2 separate regions of the Homo sapiens genome follow, and region 1 is linked to region 2. Evidence: chromatin contacts called from ENCODE Hi-C data. All regions are on one chromosome and are shown on one strand. Each heading gives the region's core, a stretch centred on a gene start or an enhancer-like site at or near the end of the contact. The rest is flanking DNA. Distances are from core to core; before and after follow the strand shown. Region 1 has its middle 44 kb from the start of ZNF195. Region 2 holds the start of ART5 (ADP-ribosyltransferase 5).

Region 1 (6,480 bases), core at 1,629-4,128, 220 kb before region 2:
TCCGGAGAGATTCAGGAGGCAGGGTCATGAGTCCCAGGGACTCTGGGATTCTTACAAATATCTGGGATTCTGCAAAATATCCCGCAGAAGCTCAGAATCTGATGAGTCTCTTAACTTTGCTTCTAAGCTCTGTGTGGAGGGGAGAGAGAGAAATCTCAAGGGCGCTTTCACAGGAACATTAAACACGCAATAGAATGTGTTGGCAAAGCGCTGTGTGATCTCTCCCTGGGGACGTGGAGCCAGTTGGAAGTGGAAGCCACAGCAGCTGAAAGCCTGACCTTCAGATGTCGCAGGGTGCACCTGGATGAGTCACAGGAAGAAGGCTAGAAGACTGACTCTTGGCCGCATTAGTCCTGGCTACTTAGAGGCCACCTGGGTCATGGGCCAGCTCCCTGGTTGCACTGGTCAGCCAGGATTGCACTGGTTACCAGGGCAGCCATGGCACCAAGGTTTGATGGGCTTGCCATCTAAGTGGAAATGCAGAATGTGCCCATACCAGCCTGGGTTACATTGTCCTTTTACAGGGGCCTCAAGCCCAGCAGCGAACTTTGGCTCCCGAATTAGGTAGACTGTCTCGGCTGGTATGTGACACAGGGCAAGGCACTTCATTGCTTCAGAGCTCCTTCCATTGCCGTAAAAGGCCCTACAAGACCTGGTCCTAATCCCTCTCTCTGGCCTGTTCTCCCTCACCCCTGGCCAACCCTGCTCACTCCACTCCAGCCACACTGGCTGCCTTGCTGTTGTTCCTCAACCACAGCTGGCTTGTTTCCACCACAGGACCTGTGCATATCCTGTTCCCCCAAGCCCTTCCCATGGCTGGCTGCTTCACCACTCAGGCCCCAGTTCAAATGCCACCTCTTTGGGGAAGGCTTCCCTGATTCCCCGACTTTGGTGACTCTTCTCCCCAGTTGCTCCATTCACCATTTCCCTGTTTTATTGGCTTTAAAGCCACTCTCATCTGGTCTTTTCTTGTTTCTTCATTTCTTTGTTTATTCTCTGGCTCTCCCATGCAAGCAGACCCTCATCTGTCACGGGTACTGCTGATCCATGGTGTCTGGCTCATAGAAGGCATTTATTAAACATTTTGAGACTGAATAAAAACACTATCTAACACTGACATGCATTTACCATGAGCCAGGCACTGATCCACAGGCTTTTGTACTCAACCCTGACAACAACCCTAAGAGGTAGGTATCATTCTATCCCCCATTTTATTAATAAGAAAACAACAGCACAGAGAGATGCAGTCACTTGCCCAAGGTCACACAGGGCCAGGGGTTGGGCCAGGTTTCGAAGCAGGCAGGCTGTCTCCTGGGTCTGAACTCTCAACTACTGCACCCTAATCAAACAATCCCTCTGGTCAAATGTGAGTGGTAATAATAGTACCCACCTCGTGGGTGTTGAGGGTGAGCCCAAGTTAGCATTCAGCGTGGGCATGTGAACAATTATAGTCAATATTGAATGGAGACCTATGATGCTTTTATGAAGGTTTCTATTTTGGGTTAAAAGTGCACAAATTTCTCCTGACCGGAAATGATCTCTGAGTGCAAATATTTCATATCAATGGAATAACGCAAATGATTAAGCAACACCCCATAAAATGGGGCAGACCCAGGGAGGAATATATATCCAAACTCACTCATCCCAGTGAGCTCACCGCACATGAATTACAAATGGGGCCGGGTGCATTAAGCCCCTCTACTGGCAGAAGGGAGGCTGCTGCCTGCCATGCGCCTGTGCTGAGAATGGCAGGTCCCCAGGGAGACGAGAGGCCACCCCCTTCTCTGTCTCTTCCATCACAGGCGTGAGAACCTCAGAGCATGAGCCGATTCTGTGCAGTGCTCGACATACAGACGAGAACACTGAGGCAGGAGAGACAGCCTGTGACCTGGTCACTGCGCTCAGGAGGACGTGGTTACCCGTGGTCCTGAGGGCGCTGACTTTTTAGAATGGGCGAGGGCAGCTCTGTCCCAGTGACCAGAACGGTTACTGTCTTTAAAAAGTCGTGAAAATGATCGTGAACTGTACCCCACAACGAGTGCGCGTCTGCCCCCCAAGACGGTGGAGAGGCCCCCAGCTTCTCCCGCCAGCTCGCGGGGCAGGAGGGGTGCGAGCAACTCTGGCCAGGCCCCAGGGACGGGGACCGGGTCGCGCGGACCTGACCGGCGGGAGCCCAGGCATTCACGTGGCGGGAGCGCTGGAGGCTTCAGCACGGAGACCCATCCCGTCTGCCCCTGGACTCCCGCGAGCCCCGCGGGCCTCTCCGCTCGCCCCGCCGCCCACCTGCCAGGGGAAGGAACGCAGTGCGCGCGCCGCCAGGAAGCGGCGCTCGAAACTCTGCAGCAAGAGTTCGGTCCCCGCGTTCTCCTCGGGCACCATGACGGGGGCGGGGCCGCAGCGTTGCCGGGAGACCGGGCGGAAGCCGAGCCTGGACTGAAAAGGGGGCGGGCCCAGGGCAGTGCGCGGGGGCAGAGAGGGGGCGGGGCCTGGGGGTAGGCTTAGGATGAGAGTCGTGGGAGCGGCTCTAGGGCGGGGCCAGGATGAGCGTTATGAGGCGGGGGCCTGGGGTGGGGCCAGAATGAGCGTCTTGAGGGCGAGGCCTGGGGTAGGGCCAGGAGAAGCGTCGTTGGGGCAGGTCCTGGGGAGAGTTCAGGTTGGCGTGTCCTGGGGCGGGGCCAGGACAGGGCGATCCTGGAAGCGGGGCTTCGGAAACATCCAGGTTGGAGACGTCCTGGAGGCGGGGCCTTGCGTGGGGGCAGGATAAGAGTCCTGGAGGCGGGCGTTAGGGTGGGGGTAAAGGACGATTGGGTTCAGGAGGCGAGACTCGGAGCAGAGCCCAGGAGACAGGTCCTAGGGCGGGGCTAAGGCCAGACCCGGAGAACGGCTCAGGAGGCGGGGCCAGGGCGGGGCGTTGACTATGTCGTAGCACGTGGCCAGGCGCTGCTCGGACTCTGGGAGGCGGAGCTTAGGACGGGCCTACGTGGGGAGGGGCCCAGGGTCCGGGAGGCGGGGCCGAGTCCGGGCTGCTGGCTGCGCTCAGGAGGCGGGCCCTGGGAGGCGGAGCTTAGGGAGGGGCCGGTGTCGGGAGGGACCCAGGGACTGGGAGGCGGGTCGGGGCTGGGCTCAGGGGCCGAGAGGGAGCTGGGCTTGGGGCGGGGCCGAGACGGAGCGAGGGGTCCAGGGTGTGAGAAACGGGGAGGGGTTTGAGGAGGGGATTGGAGCGTGGCTCAAGTTCGGGAGGCGTTACCTGCGGAGAGTTTGAGGCAGGCCCAGGAGCGAGCCCACGGTCTGCCGACGCGGAGCCAGGGACGGGCCCCAGGATCCGGAGCTTCAGGCGGGGCCGAGTCCGGGTTTGGGGCCCGGGAGTCGGGGCCGGTTAGGGCGAGGGTCCCCGGGATCGTCCGGTCAGGCCTTGGGCCAACGTAGGCACTCTCGCAGTTCCTCCGCCTTCAGGAAGGTCTTTTTGGCAGGGGCCTTATGGGTGCGCGCTTCGGTCCTGGAGGCGTTATCCTAGCCTCCTCTCCATCAGCGCCACCCGTCCGGGGCCCGATAGGAGGGAGTTTTCCCTCTGTCCCCCACCCTTTGGACTGTCACCAAACAAGCCATTCGTTCACCAAATACTTATTAAGCGCCTACCATGTGTCTGGCAAGGGAGATGTAACAGTGAGAAAAACTAGGTGTGGTCCAGGCCCTCCAGGGGCTCAGGGGCTCGTGGAAGAAGTGGACATTGAGGTACTTATCACACAAATAAGTATAAAAGTACAATAGCGATATCTGCCACGAAGGCGAGCAGACAGAGCTAGCGGGGCTTCCAGGAGGAGTTTTGATCTTGCAGGGACAGGAAGGAGGAGTTAGCTCCTGGGGGGCGGGATTGGGGGTGGTGGTGATATAGACGTGGGGGACAGAGTGGAAAACAACAAAAATATAATTATTTTAGTTCAAAGTTATTGTGTCTTGAGTTGAAAGGCTGGGCAGTTAGCAACACAGTTCAGATTTCAGTACTGCCCCTGAAATCTGAACTGTGTTCAAAGTCTAAAACGTTTACCTTAGCAAATCCCTCATAAAACTCCATTTGGAAGAGTCCCGAGAGCTAATTTGTTCAGTGTACTTGCAAAAGGTAGATGAGGAGACAGACAAAATCTTATTACCTCTTTCAGATGAGAGGCACTTGAGCCCTGCTCAGCTGCGAGAATAAGAGAGGGGAATTAATTCTATTTGAATACACGTGTTCTCTCACAGCTGTTGTTCCCCACCAGAACCAAATGAGCGCAAGATCTGACAAAGAAAAAAAAAAAAGGTTCATCTTTTATTCCCCCAAACACTTTCATTTAAATCAAGAGGGTGGGATGTGGTTATTGCTGTGTTTTTAGACAGAATCAACAGTTTCTGGGTCTGAGATATTGCATACACCCTCTCAGTCCCTGTATCCTGAGATGGAGTCACCTGAGAATCCACAGCATGTCCTAACCTGGGATGGGTCTGGGTGATTAAGGAAGGTTGGCTTTAGAACTGGGCCGGGGCACTGCTTTGCTTTTGCTGTTTTGATCAGCTCTCTGCCTGCAGGAGAGAAGGAAAACCAATGGGAACAGGTTAGTTACACTCATAAATCCTGGGCTTATTTTATTAACTCACATAATAGCTATTAATTGCCTTTCCTCCAAGGAGCAAAAGGGCATATACGGTCAATACTATAATAAGTACCACTGTATTATGTTATACTAAAATATTAATAAATCGAGGTTGGTTCAGTCTTTCCTGATTCCATAGATTGGAAGCGGATTGAGGAAAGACCCTAGCGGACCACAGAGCTGAGCCATGCACACAGAAGAAATCTTTTCTTCTTTTGTTTTTTTTTTTGAGACGGAGTTTCGCTCTCTTGTTGCCCAGGCTGGAGTGCAATAGCGCGATCTCTGCTCACTGCAACCTCCACCTCCCGGGTTCAAGCGATTCTCCTGCCTCAGTCTCCCGAGTAGCTGGGATTACAGGCGTGAGCCACCATGCCGGGCCATTTTTGTATTTTTAGTGGAGACAGGGTTTGAACACGTTGGCCAGGCTGGTCTCAAATTCCTGACCTCAGGTGATCTGCCCTCCTCTGCCTCCCAAAGTGCTGGGATTACAGGCATGAACCACCGCGCCCGGCCAGAAGAAATCTTTATCTTGGTGTGCGGGCTCCGATGAGGGACAAATGTCATCTATCTTGGATCTGAATCTGGAAGGATCAAGGCACTGAAGGGATTTTTTTGTTTCAGAGAGTCTCCCTCTGTTGCCAGGCTGGAGTGCAGTGGCATGATCTCGTCTCCTGCAACTTCTGCCTCCCAGGCTCAAGCGATTCTCCTGCCTCAACCTCCCGAGTAGCTGGGATTACAGGCACGCGTCACCACGCCTGGCTAATTTTTGGATTTTTAGTAGAGACAGGGTTTCACCATGTTGGCCACGAGTGTCTCTTGAACTCATGATCCATCTGCCTTGGCCTCCCAAAGGGCTGGGATTACAGGCGTGAGCCACCACGCCTGGCCTCACTGAAGGGATTTTTTAATGTCACGTGGCTCTCTCAGGTGCGGTGTGTTCGGGTGCAAGTGAAGATTAGGACTGATACTTAAAACCAAACGTAAAATTCCAGGTGGTGTTGCTATGGGGAGCAGCATTAGGACAATCTGAGTGGTTTCAGTTGCAAGACTGTGCGTGTACGTGCAAGAACTACAGTCAAGGTTCAACTTCTGGCTTTTAGGGTCTCTTTAATAACAGTAATAACAACCTAAGGCAGTTTAACGGTATGGAATGGTTGCCTTTTAGAAGTTAAGCTATGGGCATGGAAGTTCAATCAGTACATTGAAGTTTTTCCTTTATCTCTCCTATGGTTAATGGTTTCTGCAGAAAAGGACCTATTGATTTCTTTCTAAAACGTTGCTTCAGGGTGTAGAGACCTTTATAGGTCATGTTTCAACTTACAGAAAATTTTATAGTTCAAATATAAATTACATTCAATGTGGACTTTGTAATAGAATTGAAGGTCAAGTAAAGTTTCCACTTTTCTTAGGCTGTTTGCAGTGCCCAGCAGGCCCCATCATATCGAGATGGAAGTTATGTTAAAGGAGGAGATTGGTCAGGGAAGGGCAGAATAAGGAATATGGGCAGCTCAGGCTAATGATACAATGATTGAGGTGTAGAAAGAGGGCCAGGCACGGGATAACGCCTGTAATCTCAGTGCTTTGGGAGGCCAAGGCAAGAGGATCACTTGAGGTCAGGAGACCAGCCTGGTCAACAGAGTGAGACCTAATCTGTACAAAAAAAAAAAAAATTAGTTGGGGATGGTGGTGTGCACCTGTAGTCTCAGCCACTTGGAAGGCTGAGGTCAGGGGATCCCTTGAGCCCAGGAGTTTGAGGCTGCAGTGAGCTATAATCACATAACTGTACTCCAGCCTGGGTGATAGGGTGAGGCCCTGACTCAGAAAAAATTGATTCAGGGAAAAAATTGGAAAT
Region 2 (6,377 bases), core at 3,802-6,301:
CTTTCCAGCTCCTCAGCTACTCCCTCCCACCCCCGATCAGATTCACCTGCCCCAGCTTCACCCACCCACCTGACCCCTAGCCCACAAACCCGTTCCTCACTTCTTCCAGTTCTCCCTCAGGAATCCTGGATAGGGCAACCCCTGGGGTACTGTAAAGGGTAAAAGGGGTATAGGGCAGGCTCATCCTCTGAAAGGCCCCTTGGTACTCCACCTCCTCCAGATCTGGGCAACAGACTCACAGAGCTGACCAAGACCATATCTCGACTGCAAAGCGAGGTAGCCGGTGTGCGGTGAACTCTGGCAGAGGGAGGGACGCCCCGGCCTCCCGACGGTGCCAGCGTCCTCAGTCACTACATCACTCAAGTGCACAACAGCTTCCAGAACCTGGGGCCTCCCATCCCTGAGACCCCAGAGCTGACAGGGCCTGGGATTGTGAGGACCCAGGAATCATCAGGAACCGGGCTTCAGGACACTGGAGGGGTGAGGACTCTGGCTTCCGGAGAGTCTGGCCCCTGCTCCCCAGCTCATGTGCTAGTTCATAGGGAGCAGGAAGCAGAGGGGGCTGGGGACCTGCCCCAGGGGGAGGATTCGGGGACTGAGAGGAGGTCCTGATACAGTGGAAGAGTCCCTTCTTCTGTTGCTGAGCGTGGTAGCCTAGGAGGGTGAGGGTGGGGGGCCCCTTGGGAGGAGCCTGTGCTGCTTTTCTTGCTTCAATAAAGTTTCTGCTCTGGATGTGAGAGGCCTCCAGGCTGTGTGAGAATCTCTGTCTCTTGATGTTTTGAGGTCCTCCCTCTTCTTTCCCCTGAAATGGACCCTTGTGGGAGCAGGGCAGAGAGAAATGACTTGCTCTGTGTTCCCAAGTATCTTGGGCTTGGGATCCTACTTTGAGTTTCCTCAGATCTTTTATGGACAGAGTTCTGGACCAGGAGGCAGGAGACCGGGGAGGCGGGAGGCCGGGGTTCAATGGGAACCCTCTGACCAGTTGCTTCCTTCCTTGGCTTTGCATTCCTCACCTGACAAGTGGGGCTGAGGAATCACCTGCCTGCTTTCCTGCCTTCATGGTTGTCGTGAGGACCCTCTAGCTGTTCTAGCTTCTGGATTTGCAAGTTAGAGTGTTACACAGGTCTGCACAGGAGACCGTGTTAATAATAACAAGAAGTTATTATTATTGTTATTTTTGAGACGGAGTCTTGCTCTGTCGCCCAGGCTGGAGTGCAGTGGCGCGATCTCGGCTCATTGCAAGCTCCGCCTCCCGGGTTCACATCATTCTCCTGCCTCAGCCTCCCAAGTAGCTGGGACTACAGGTGCCCGCCACCACGCTCGGCTAATTTTTTTGTATTTTTAGTAAAGACGGGGTTTCACCGTGTTAGCCAGACTGGTCTCGATCTCCTGACCTCGTGATCCACCCACCTCAGCCTCCCAAAGTGCTGGGATTACAGGCGTGAGCCACCTGCTCCTGGCCCCAAGAAGTTTTTTTTTTTAGTCCCTCAGTCAGTCCCTCAGCCCAGCAAGGCCACAGCGGGGCAGAAGGTCTAGTCTCATGGAATAAACCAATCATAAAATTCCATGTCTCCACACTGCAATACCATTTAATCACGTAGCTACCTCAATAAAACTCCATGTCTCCACATTGCAACACCGTTCAATCAAGTGGCTGCCTCAGTACTTTCCTTGCTTGTCCCAGGAAGTCCCCATCACATAGCAGAGTTCCCTCAGCCCTGCTGTGGCCTCCCCAGGCCAACATCCTGGTTGGGGAGAAGGCTGCTAGGGCTGGGTCCGGAACCATGTTCTTGCTTCTCAAGGCTGCTGGAGGTGCCTCTTCGTCATATGAAGGTCACCCGTTCCCAGGGCTCCTAAGTGGCAGATGTTGGACTTTCAGGGCCCAACCCCTGAGAGCTGGAACTCTCCAGGGGCCAAGAGCAGAGTCTTCCAGGGGGGCAGAGAGGAGGCCCCCTCAGATTGTGACCCTAGCTGCACCCCTGCTGAAGGGAAAAGAGGAGGAAGGGGTCAGCAGGGTGAGGGGGAGTCAAAGCAGCTGAAGGAGGATGGAAGGGCAACTCACCTGGCGCAGACACACAGCCCCGCCTCTTCTCCCCTGCAACAGACAGCAGGGTGAGGCCTCCGCGTGGACAGACTCGCACCCAAACTGCCTGGCCCACCAGGCCCTGGCAGGGCCATTTCCCTTCTCAATCTATCTTTCCCTTCACCTAAAGGGAAACTTCTGATTTCCCTTCCTCCTCCGTCCTCCAGGAACTCTTTCCAGATTGCCTTTCCATCCCTCTTCCCACCCAAGACCCAGTCACTCTTCCATCTCTCCCTGCCTTAGCACTTGGGAATGGCACATACGTGCCCTGTCAGCCCCATCGAGCCCAGGGCCCCCCTGAGACCTGAAGCAGTCCCCTTGGCTCTTTCTGCTGCTTGCTAATCTCCTTAACCAGGTTCTTTTGGTCTATTAGACCATGTAGCAGATGGACCCTTTTGAGGACATATAGAATCATCTAAGAATGTTCACGAATCTAGAAAACACTTATAGGACCCCAAAAAACCTGAGTCACAGAGGACAGCAACTCCAGCTGACTTCCAGCCCTCATTTCCCCTTTAACCAAGTGGGTCTCCCGAAGGCCCCGGGGATTATTGTGTAAGGACATCCTGGCTTATTTCACCCACACTGCCAGTCCTGCTTCCCCCATGCACAGCTTACCACCCAGATAGGCGCAGTTAAAATGGCTACAGGTCTGATTATAGCTCCAGAGAGTCACCAAGCTCTGGGCTCCATCCTGAGAGAATCTGGTAACCAAAAAGACTTCATGGGGGGGAATCAGCACCTCGCGCTCCTTGGGAAAGACAGAGAAGGCCTGTATAGGGGCCCCAAAGCAAGTTGTTAGAGAGAAGAGGGTGGCATTACCAAATCTGTGGGCCACTGCCTTATCCAGGGAGCTGGAGGCAAACTGGCCCAAGCGGACAGAGTCTCCCAGCCTCTTGGGTTCAAAGCGAAGGCTGCCCACACCTCGGAACACCACCTCCCCAGGTCCCCTGCTGCAGCCCCCACTGCCTCGCAGCAGCTGCAGGGCCCGGATCAGGTAGAAATGCAGGGCCTTGAAGGGAAAGTGCCTCATGTAGAGCTCCCGGGAGCCTCCGCCCGTCCGCACGGCCTGATTCAACTCCCAGTACAAGGTGTTCGATGAGTTGGTGTAGACCATAATGGCTATTCCATTCTGGGCTTTGAAGCCAGGGGGCAAGGTAAGCCCTCGACGCTTGTCCTCCCAGGTCTCCTGGGCTGCCTCCCAGGATTCCCGCAGCAGGGCATGGTGGGCCATTTCCTCCTTTAGCAGGGGGGCTGCCTTCTCCTCCATCTCCTCTGCACAACCCACATAGGTATCGTCAAAGGTGTCTGGAGCCAGGCCCAGGGGCAGGATGGGAACAGCCTGGGCCTGTGGAGCAAAAGAGGTGCCACACCGAAAAGAGCATAAGTTCAGAGCACTGGACATGGGTCCTGGGGGCAAACCCATCCAGAAACACAGAATCTCATTTCTATCCCTAAATATCAGGTATATGCAATTTGGCAAGGGCCCAATAAGAGGCTTAAATAACACAGGCACTGGAGTCAGTCAGACATGGACTGAAATCTTTTTTTTTTTTTTTTTTTTTTGATGGAGTCTTGCTCTGTTGCCCAGGCTGGAGTGCAGTGGTGAGATCTCGGCTCACTGCAAGCGCCACCTCCCAGGTTGGAGTGATTCTCCCACCTCAGCCTCCCAACTAACTGGGATTACCTGTGCATGCCACCATGCCTGGCTAATTTGTTTTTGTGTTTGTTTCTTTGAGACGAAGTCTCGCTCTGTTGCCCAGGCCGGAGTACAATGGCACGATCTTGGCTCACTGCAACCTCTGCCTCCCGGGTTCAAGCAATTCTCCTCTCTCAGCCTCCCAAGTAGCTAGGATTACAGGTGCGCAATACCACGCCCAGCTAATTTTTTGTATTTTTAGTAGAGACAGGGTTTCACCATGTTGGTCAGGCTGGTCTCGAACTCCTGACCTCAAGTGATCCACCAGCCTCAGCCTCCCAAAGTGCTGGGATTACAGGAGTGAGCCACCGCGCGCAGGCTGAAATCTTGACTTTACCACCTATTAGCTGTGAGGCCTTGGGCAAGTGTCATAACTTTTCTGGACTTGAGGATACTTCCAACCTCACAGTTATTATGAAGACAGCATAAAGAGCATTACTTCTGTACAACCTAAAAGGGGTCATCCTGTCATTAGAAAGGTTCTTGCAGTCGGTGGGAGGTGGGACTAGATGACTATCAAGCACTTTTCCGGCTGTAAGATCTGGCAGGCAGGTGATGTGCAAATATTACACACAGCCAGTGTCCAGCTGCCTAACCCCCAGCCCCATTCTCCTCGGGCTCTCTTTCCCTCTCATCCAGCAGGAAGCCCTTGCAGGTAGGTGCTCAGCCACCACACCAAATCACTGTGAGCTCTGAGACGCCTGAGTCCTCCCCTGCTCTGTACCCACATTTGGGGTAGGGGTGGTGGGGAGGCCAAGCCTTGGTTGGGACGGGCTGCCAGGACTGCAGCACACAGGTAACCCAAGGAGGCTTTGCCGGGCTGTGCCTGCGCTGGGAGATGAGAGGTGGGGAGGAGAACGTTGGAGGCATCCAGAGAGGGATGGAGATGGGGGTTCTAGGAGACAGAATGGGAACTTGGGGCTCCCTGCAGAGATGGAGGTTCCTGAGAGGAAGAGAGTTAAGAGTGGAATCCTAGGGAAGAGTCCCTGGGAGAGGGATGTGAGGAGTCAGCCCCGGGTCCACTTCCTCAGGGTCTGTCCCTTAATGTCCCCCTTGGGGCTAGGAGATGGTTCCTGGAGTTACCTGCCAGGTGTGGAGGCCGAGGCTGCCGAGGGCGATCATCAAAGCCGCCAGCGCCATCCCTGGAGGAGACGTGAGGGCCAGGGGTCCGGGTGAGGGCGGGACCAGAGGTGCTGGAGTCCTGGTTTCGAGGGGCTGGAGGCAGATCTGGACCCTGTCTCCAGGCGCACGGGATCCCGGGTCCAGGATTAGGGCCCCGGCGGGGCGTGGGCGGGGCCTGGGAGTTTATTGCCCGCCCCCCGCCCCAAGTCTCCGCCCCCGACTCCCCACACCCCTTCCTCAGAGCCTCCAGTCTGGGGACCTTTCCGAGACTGTAAAGGCGGGGCCGCAGTTTGGCTCCGCCTGAGAGGGGAGGGCCGGGGGCGGAGGACCCACTTGAAGGCTGCGGAAGCCGCCAGCGGGAGGGAGCGCCGAGGGCTCTGGCGGGCGCTGCGCTGTCCCCGGAGGAGTCCGGAGTCCGGCTGAAAGCAAAGGTTCTCGAGGCTAACTGTAGCCCCCGCGCTGGTAACCCGACACCCCTTTCCCAGCGCCGCACGCGGGGCCGGGAGCGGGCGCGCCAGGGCAGGGACTGAGGAGCAATTCCCTTTCTCAAGGCCTGCGGGGTCTTTCTGCGGGACCCTCTTTGGCTGTGAGTGATGGGGAGGAAACTTGTGAGACTCGGCCTCTCCCTCAGGCGGGCCCTGACCCGGTCGGCCCCTGGTCCCCGGCCCACCAGGCCAGGGGCCCCGCGGGGGTCCCGCCGGCCGAGAGGTCGCCCCCGGAGCACTGCGATTTGCATACAGTTTGCATTTGGCCCACACCCTGGGCCACGTGCTCCAGCATCTGAGCAGCGCCCACTCCCTGCCTGCTCTGGGCCCTCTCCCCATTCGCCTTCAGTGGGGTTGGGCCAGAGACAGAGCCCTTGGTCGCAGATCCACAGGGTCCGGTCTCGCCCCTCCCCCAGACCGCTCTCGTGGCCGCTCAGACTCAGGTGACCCATGTTTGTAAACACTGGCCTTTCCCCCACCTCCTCTGGGCTTATCTATAAATAACCTGGCTCTGAGTTTTGGATGCCCCGTCAGAGGTCATGGGAGAAGGGGCCAGCGGAGGAATTGGTAACTCAGGGAAGAGCTTCCTAGCAGCCAGAGCCAGGAGGAGGTGGGGTTGTCACCCCTCCTTCCCCCAGCGGCCGGAGGGTCGCCGAAAGCTAGGATTTGAGAAATGCTGCCTGCTGGGGCTGAGGTGGGCACGAAAGATTAGAGCTACCCAAAGGAATCCATCCTGGTCTGGCTCATTAATTTTCCCCATCCCTGTCCCCCCATCCCCTCAGAGTGTCAGCCAAATAAAAAGTTTCCTCCACCTAGAATCCTGCTATCTCCCAGAATCCTTTCTGTAGACCAAACGGGAAGACATACGGTGGGTCCAGGCTTGGAGGAGGGTGGGGAGGGAGGTGCTTCTGAGTGCTTGTTAGAAAAACAGCTCCAGGGCAGGGCGCAGTGGCTCCCGCCTGTAATCCCAGCACTTTGGGAGGCTGAA

Evidence for each region. Hi-C counts contacts between places; a loop is a spot of excess contacts on that map. Pooled maps may share reads with other maps.
Region 1: a pooled map shows a loop between it and region 2 (14-fold over the local background). The contact joins the enhancer-like site here to the promoter of ART5 in region 2. A Hi-C loop is called at or near these places in 6 of 50 pooled maps.

The regions. Positions count from the first base shown.
Region 1 is chr11:3,420,118-3,426,597 of GRCh38, forward strand. It overlaps the pseudogene FAM86GP. Among named protein-coding and RNA genes, the nearest start is that of ZNF195, 44 kb to the left of the region's middle. RefSeq lists silencers at 2,152-2,291, 2,322-2,461, 2,962-3,171. Within about 2 kb of position 2,879, at least 36 of the 41 ENCODE cell types and tissues checked have a DNase peak (open chromatin) inside an H3K27ac peak, as active enhancers do.
Region 2 is chr11:3,636,941-3,643,317 of GRCh38, forward strand. ART5 (ADP-ribosyltransferase 5) reads right to left here and starts at 5,052. Exons shown (of 4, transcript NM_053017.5): 1 at 4,866-5,052; 2 at 2,702-3,431; 3 at 2,063-2,095; 4 at 1,572-1,853. The coding sequence starts at 4,922. The coding sequence ends at 1,798. It also overlaps the pseudogene TRPC2. RefSeq lists an enhancer at 4,759-5,472 and a silencer at 5,612-5,661.